Linked DNA regions of Homo sapiens: region 1 is linked to region 2. A link is a contact called in ENCODE Hi-C or POLR2A ChIA-PET data. All regions are on one chromosome and are shown on one strand. The core of a region is the stretch at or near the end of the contact, and the rest is flanking DNA. Distances in the headings are between cores, read along the strand shown.

The links. A loop is a pair of places that touch in the nucleus more often than their neighbours do. ChIA-PET counts read pairs that join two places held with the same protein, here RNA polymerase II (POLR2A). Pooled maps may share reads with other maps.
Region 1: a loop to region 2 is called in a pooled map, with 2.5 times the contacts of the local background. The contact joins the enhancer-like site here to the promoter of TRIM62 in region 2. A Hi-C loop is called at or near these places in 2 of 50 pooled maps. POLR2A ChIA-PET finds 5 or more read pairs at or near these places in 3 of 52 experiments (CD8-positive, alpha-beta T cell, CD8-positive, alpha-beta memory T cell and H1).

The regions. Positions count from the first base shown.
Region 1 is chr1:32,892,054-32,895,471 of GRCh38, forward strand. HPCA (hippocalcin) reads left to right here. Exons shown (of 4, transcript NM_002143.3): 3 at 1,471-1,576; 4 at 1,712-2,593. The coding sequence ends at 1,809. It overlaps TMEM54 (transmembrane protein 54), which reads right to left. Exons shown (of 6, transcript NM_033504.4): 5 at 3,252-3,386; 6 at 2,542-2,826. The coding sequence ends at 2,752. Among named protein-coding and RNA genes, the nearest start is that of HPCA, 7.3 kb to the left of the region's middle. RefSeq lists a silencer at 940-1,119 and an enhancer at 3,363-3,418. Within about 2 kb of position 1,378, at least 5 of the 41 ENCODE cell types and tissues checked have a DNase peak (open chromatin) inside an H3K27ac peak, as active enhancers do.
Region 2 is chr1:33,180,356-33,183,904 of GRCh38, forward strand. TRIM62 (tripartite motif containing 62) reads right to left here and starts at 1,688. Exons shown (of 5, transcript NM_018207.3): 1 at 670-1,688. The coding sequence starts at 1,077. It also overlaps a transcript of ZNF362 not described here. RefSeq lists an enhancer at 211-380 and silencers at 463-662, 1,253-1,322, 1,553-1,862.

The DNA.
Region 1 (3,418 bases), core at 128-2,627, 290 kb before region 2:
GGCCCCTGATAAGTGGTACTTAGTATCGTTATTCCAGGCAAAGACTGTAAATGCTGGAGAATCTGAAGGGCCAGGGGTGTTTGGCTGTTGGCAGAATCACCCAGCCAGGGGAGACCTGATGGAGGAGGGTCAGCAGTGGACAGATTGTAAAGCGTCTTAAATCCCAAGGGCTGAATGGTTTGAACTTGGTACAGAGGGCAGTGGGAAGTGCCAATGGCTTTTAAATAGGGAAGTCCCTGCCTGGTCCCAGGTTCTGGGGATATGGGCATTAGCTAGACGTCCATGTTTGCAGGAACAACCCTGCAAAGACATAATTACTTCTGGAGAGATGTCTGCAAAGGAAAAGTCCGCCAGGCTCTGGGCCCATATGCACCCTGACCCAGCCTGGGTTGGAGAAGACCTCGCTAAGAAAACAGCTTGTAAACTGAGCCCCAAGGAGAAGTGGGAAGCAGCAGCAGGAGCTGGGTGCAAGGCGGGCCTAAGAGGAGGCCTGTGTGTGACGGGAGTGAGGGGGTGGTGTGCAGGCTGGGGACGTAACAGTGGAGATCTGTGTTCGGAAAGAGCTTTCAGAGGCAGCATGGGGGACAGACCCGAGGGACAGAGGCTGGAAGAGACCAGTGTGGAGGCTGAAGCTGGATCTGAGGCAGCAGAAGTTTATGGGATGGGAGAAGGGAGGCTTCTTGGAGGAAGTGTCGGTCGGGTAAAGCTGGAAGATTGAGGAGACAGGTTCGGTCCTTGAGCTCCAAGGCACTGCGACCCAGGCTACAGGCCAAGCCCTACGTGCTCTGTACATTTAGCGCAAGAACTCTCTTTCACGTCGCCTCGGGAGCTACTGCACGTGGCGGCTGCCGCCCTCTGCCCAGCCCAGCCTAGCCAAGCCTGGCGGTCCCTGCCCGCTGCAGATGCTCATTTGCATTCATTTGCATACTGTTCCCCGCCCCTCTGGGCCCAGCTGCCTCTGGCCCTCCAGCCCGCGCCGCGCCCCCTGCCGGCAGCAGACGGCCCCGCAGCGCAGTGCCGCCCCCTTGGCCCGGCGCCCCCTTTCGACCACCGAGCGCGGGCCGCCCTGGGCCCGGGTGCCAGCCCGGTACTTACCCCCGACGCGCGTGCCCCGGGGCACGCGCTCCTGAGCCCGCCGCTCCAGGCCCTCCACTGTCGGGCCCCGGTGTCCTCCAACATCTCTCCTGACCCCTGCGCCCGCTCGGAGCTTCCACCTGCGGCGCCTTTGCTCCTTTCCCACCCAGCCCTCCAAGGGAGCGCGGCAGGGCCCGCCCGATAGCCCTCTCTTCTGGGAGGCCTTCCCGGACACGCCTTCCCGAAGCCCTCGGCTCCCCACGCCTCCGTGATTCCCCACTCCACCTTGCCCAGGCGGGGGCAGCAAACGTCAGAGAGCCCGGGGGCGCCTCTGAATCTTGCGGGTGGGGGCTCGGGCAGGCTCCTCTCACTCCCCGCCTCCCCTCCCGCCCCCAGGCCATTTACAAGATGGTTTCGTCCGTGATGAAGATGCCGGAGGACGAGTCGACCCCGGAAAAGAGGACTGAGAAAATCTTCCGCCAAATGGACACAAACAACGACGGTGAGGGGCAGGGGCGGGACGGGGTGGACGGGGCGGGCGCCTTTCCCTCCCTCCCTCCCTGCCTCCCTTTCCCGCTCCGCCTCCCCTCGCTAGGCTGCCGCCTCCTCCCCCATCACCGCTCCCCTCGCCCTGCAGGCAAGCTGTCCTTGGAGGAGTTCATCCGCGGGGCCAAAAGCGACCCGTCCATCGTGCGTCTGCTGCAGTGCGACCCCAGCAGCGCCTCCCAGTTCTGAGAGGAGCCAGGTTCCCCTTCCTCCCTCCCTTCACCGGCCCCCTCCCGGCTCTTAGCTTCCACTCCCTTGTGTGTATTCTGGCTGGGGGCCAGATTGGGGAAGCCCTTCTCCCCGGGTCTGCCCTGTGGGGGGCTTCCGGAAAAGGGAACCCTGCGGTACCCCCAGGCCAAAGCAAGTAAGCGGTTAGCACCCCCCAATCCCAGAGGCAACAATAGAGACACAGGCTGGGTTGGTCTGCCCCTCAGTCAGGCCCCCTTACCCACCCACCAGCCCCAAGGCCCGACCCCTCCCCCAAAGGGGCAGTCCCCTTCTTGCAGGTCTCAGCTTGCGGGGTGGGGGGAGTCATGCCCAGGGGAGGAGACTTTTTATCTGGAGGGGAGAGAAGGATTCTAGGGGTGTGGAGTTGGAGAAAGAGGCTTCCTTGAGCCACCCTTCCCACCCCAGCCCTTGCTGGTCCCTAGGCCAAGCCACCAAGTGAAACCTTCCAGGATACTAGCCCGCCAGCTGTGGGCCCCAGAAAGCCAGCCTGCCTTTTAGCACTTGGATACACACAGACCCACGGAGCTCTCTGTGTTTGGCCTCTCACACACACACAGGCCCATAGACAGATGGGCAGATGCACCCAGAGCCCCATGCACAGTGTCCTGCGTGGGAAAGAGACACGGTCCCCCTGGCTGAGCCCCTGTCCTCCCCTCTGTCCCCCCAACCGCCCCCCCTGCATGCAGCCAAATGGAGCATCTCTGTTCTTTTTAATAATTTCAGAATAAAGTCTCATTTCAGTGCAGTGGGCTGGGTGGTGGGGGAGAGGGTTGAAAGCCCCACTTGGGTCCCCGAGGGTCCATTGAGCCCTCTCAGGCCAGCTCCAGGAATCCTGGCCTGGTCACAGAGCAGAGTTGCTTGCAGGGTCCTAGTGGCCATCGGGCCTGGGCAGGACATCATCTCTCAGAGGGTCAGAGGCTCAGAGCTGGTGCAGCTCAGCAGGTCACGGCCCTCCACCAGCTCTGGGTTCTCCCGCATCTGCAGAGACACAGGAGGCTGCCAGACCCACTGGTTCTCAGCCTGGGTCTCCTCCTCCAGGACATCCGGGAAATGGAAGGAGGTGAGGGCTGGAAGGCTCTCTGGGGGCAAAGGGGCATCACTACCCACTCCACTGCAAGAGCCAGGCCTGACCTTTGCAATGCCCTCAGTGCGAGCCCAGACACCCCTGCCCCTCCCTCAAGACTCATCCTGGGCCCTAGGAGAGCCAGGTGTCAGCTGTGTGACTCTGCTGGGAGATCTCACCTCTCCCAGCCTCCAGGCCTCTCCCTTTGCTCCTGGGGAGAAAACTTCTGCCCCATTTCTCAAGGTGGGGGCCCATACATAGGGGTGGGGCAGAGCAGCTTGGGCACCCTGGCAGGGGCTCCCAGGAAATTCGGGGAGTCAGGGCTGTGGAGGGAACTTACCATGTGGTGGCTGCTTTTCCCCCACCAGGGCCTCAGCTCCAGCAGCTGGTGGGTGAGCTGAGCACAGCGTACAGCAAACACGTTCTCCGCCACGCAGAGCACTAGGGCGATGCCCCAGAGGCACAGGCTGGAGCTCTGCGGGGCATGGGGCAGAGATGGCTGGCTGG
Region 2 (3,549 bases), core at 438-2,937:
TGTTGTAGAGTATCCGGACCTGATCTCAGTCTTAACCCCTCATACACCTTGGCCTAACCCTCGGTACTCAAACCTGCCCTCTCAGCACTTTGGCACCCTAACTTATACCACTCTATTAGGTTTCACCCTCACCTGTCCAGCACATTCTAGCCCCCGTACTCCTCTTAGTCCTGATGCACATCTGATCCGGTCTCCGCCCCCACAGAACCCCCAGCCTGCCAGAGCTCAGCTACCCGGTTTAATACAGACCCATCCTCGCGACCTCGCCCTCAGTCTGACAGTGGCCCTGCCTTTGCCCAACTCTGATTCCGGTTCGTCCACAACCCTGCCCCAGCCCAGTATCTGGTCCAGTTCTGATCTCACTTGTTTCCGCCATCCCATCCGCATCCCCGACTTCTCCCTAACCGCGGACCAGCCGGTACTCCAGGTCTGTCTCAGATCCCTCAGGGTCCGGACTGCCCAAGGCCCCGCCCCCACGGCCCCGCCATGCGGCGGCCCCGCCCCTCCCTGCCCCGCGTTACTCCTGATAGGGCCCTGACCTTGCTGGCGGCCCCGCCCCAGGACCATTCTGACTGGGCCTGGCCCGCGGTCCAGCCCTGACCCCACCCCCCGCCCGGCCCCACCTCCAGCCCGGCCCCGCCCCTTCCCCAGGCAGGCCGGGTAGCGCACCTGCAGCTCGTCGAAGGCGTCGTCGATGCCGGTGACCTGATGCTGCTCGTGCAGTGCAGGCTCGTCGCAGAAGAAGCAGAGAAGCGCGCGGTCCGTGAGGCAGAAGAGCTTGACCTTGTCGTGCGCCTGGCAGGGTCGCGCGGCGCGGCGCGCGTTGAGGATGGCGTCCAGCGGGAAGGAGCTGTAGCGCTCCACGATGTTGGCCAGCTTGAGGCTGGGCGCCAGCGCGGGCTCGGCGAACGTGCGCCGGCACTCGGGGCAGTCGCGGGCGCCCTGCGCCTCCTGCCGCACCCAGTGCTCCGTGATGCAGCGGCGGCAGAAGTAATGCTCGCAGCCCAGGCTCACCGGGTCCTGGTAGATGCTCAGGCAGATGGAGCACAGCAGCTCGTCCTTGAGGCTGCACGCCATGGCGCCAGGGGCAGCAGAGAGGGGGGCCCGAGGGGCAGGGGGGCGGCTGAGAGAGCGCGGCGCTGTCGGAGGCAGCACCGAGGGCTGGGCGCGGGGACGAGGCCCGCACAGGCAGGGGTAGGAGCTACCGGAGAAGGGAGGGGGTGCTGTCCGGAAGGAGGGTAACGCGAGGAAGGGGTGCGCGGCTGAGACTCCGTGGGACGCCAGCCCGGGAGGGCAGTCTAGAGGTAGTGGGCAGCTCAAGGCGATGGGCGCTGGGAGGAGGCTGTGAGCGGCTGAGGGACGGAGATCCTGACGGGGAGGTTCTAGGGGGCGGGGCAGTCCTAAGGGATAGGAGCTGGGAGAAGGGGATCCCGGAGCGGGGTGGAGCCCTTAAGGGGGTCGAAATCCCGGGGTGGGGGCGGTGCGGGGAGGGCGAGAAGCTGGGGATGGGGAATCCTGGGGGAGGGGGCAGCCAGGCCGAGCCGTACATTGGCTGTGACCGGCAGAGAAGAGGAGGGGTGCCGGCCCGCTCAGCTGCCGGATCCCGGCCCCAAACCCTGGCCCAGCGCGACCCCTTACCCCCGCGAGCTTAGCAGCCACCGCTTCGGTCCAGCGCAGCCTCTCAACCCGGAACCAGCCGAATCCGAGCTGCCGGTGGCCGCGGCTGCCTCCCCGCCCCCGTGGGCGGGACCCAAGCAACTCCGCCCCCGCAGCGGGCGGGGGAGGGGCGGGGCCACCAGCCGGTTGACCCCGCCCCACCCCCACCATCCTCCAGCTCCCAGGGAAGCGAAGCCCAGCTGTTCCTTCGGGGTGTGTACTTGGAACTGCATCCAGGTCTCGCTTAGGGTCCCCGCGGCGAGGCGGAGCAGCTAATTTGAGAGCACAACAAATAAACAAGGAGCATCTTTCTGGATCATCGATTTGAAGATGTAGAAAAAATCATATTTTGTATTAAAACGAACAAGAATATATTTGGAATACAACTTCTGCATAAAATATAAAGATAAAACTCTTGAAATGCCCTGCTTGCTTAGAGCGAGTTCAAGGCCCTCACACTCCTAAGCCCTGGGGTCCCATTTCCTCTTCACTTTCTTAAGGAGTGCTTGGGGAGAAGTTTGGAAAGCCCTGGCTAACATCTGGCCCCGGAGGCTGCCTCCATTGGCAAACAATTCTGGAGTGCTGTATTTGTGTGTGTGTGTGTGTGTGTGTGTGTGTGTGTGTAAGGCGGTGAGGGGTGGAGCAGGAGAGAGGGAGAAAAAGTAATAGGAGAACTTGTCTTGTGTGCCAGATGGAGAGGGGATAAGGGATTTCTAGGCAGAGGAGACAGCCTGTGCAAAAGCATAGAGGCGTGAAAGGGGAGGGCGCAGTGAAGGAAGTGCTAGTAATTCTGTACTGTTGGGGGTGGGGTGGAGAAGGAGCCTGGGTGGGCTGGAGGGCATTGTGGGTCATGGTAAAGAATTTCTTGAAGGCATGGGGCTTTCAGGCAAGGGAATGACCTGGTCCGATTGGGTTTCAGGAAGTCTTGGAGATAATCATTATACCATCTGCAAGGTGAAGAAGACAGGGAGCTTTTCCAATGTGTCTGCGGATGCACAGCACTCAGCACACAGTAAAGGTGTGTAGCTGAATAACCGCATCAACGCCCTGGGTTGCAGGAGGAAGGAAAGACTGGGCACCCCTAAGGTGCTGTTGTCATCGTGCCTGCAGGAGGTGAGACCCGAACTGGGGCCTCAGCAGTGGGTAAGGAGAGAAGACTAGGGTATTGCAAGTACAGACACGGTGACATTTGGTGATGGTTGGATACGGGGGTGAGGGAAATGAGCCATAGAGGGTGGCTACCAGTTTCTGCCTCCTCCAGAAATATCTTCATTGGTGTTAAACTTTATTGAGGTACAGTTTATGAAAAAGCTCTCAGTTTAGTTCTCTATGGTTAACACTTTCTCCATCACACCCTCATCTGGCCCAGAATCTCCATCATTGCGAGAAAAATAGTTGGTTGCTCATGCAACAGCAGTTTCTCAACATTTTCTTATGGGCAGAGCCCTGATTTTGGTCAGGTGGCCCCCTTCCCCAAGTGACCCAAGGAAGGCTGACCCCAGCCCATTTCCAGGAGTGAGTCTTGTTTGGTCCAAGTCCATTATGGTGGTCTCATGGAGTGAGTCTTGTTTGGTCCAAGTCCATTATGGTGGTCTCATTCCTCTTGCCAGTGACGGTTTGGGCAGGTCCAGCCTGAAAAACTAAAGGGGAAGCCTATGGCAGAGAGGGGTTTTCAGGAAATGGTCTCTTTACTTTGCAAAACAGTCTGCCCCCTTTGCTGGGATATGTTTGGTGGCAATGCTTGGAATTGCAACAGCCATCTTGCTCCCAGTCTGAGGATGCAGCAAATACAGAAGGGAGGGCAAGGCCAAGAGAGTCCTAGGGAAGAGAAGCTTTTATTCTGATGCAGAGTCTGGACTTCAGGATATGTGAGATGGTCCATCTTATTGCATA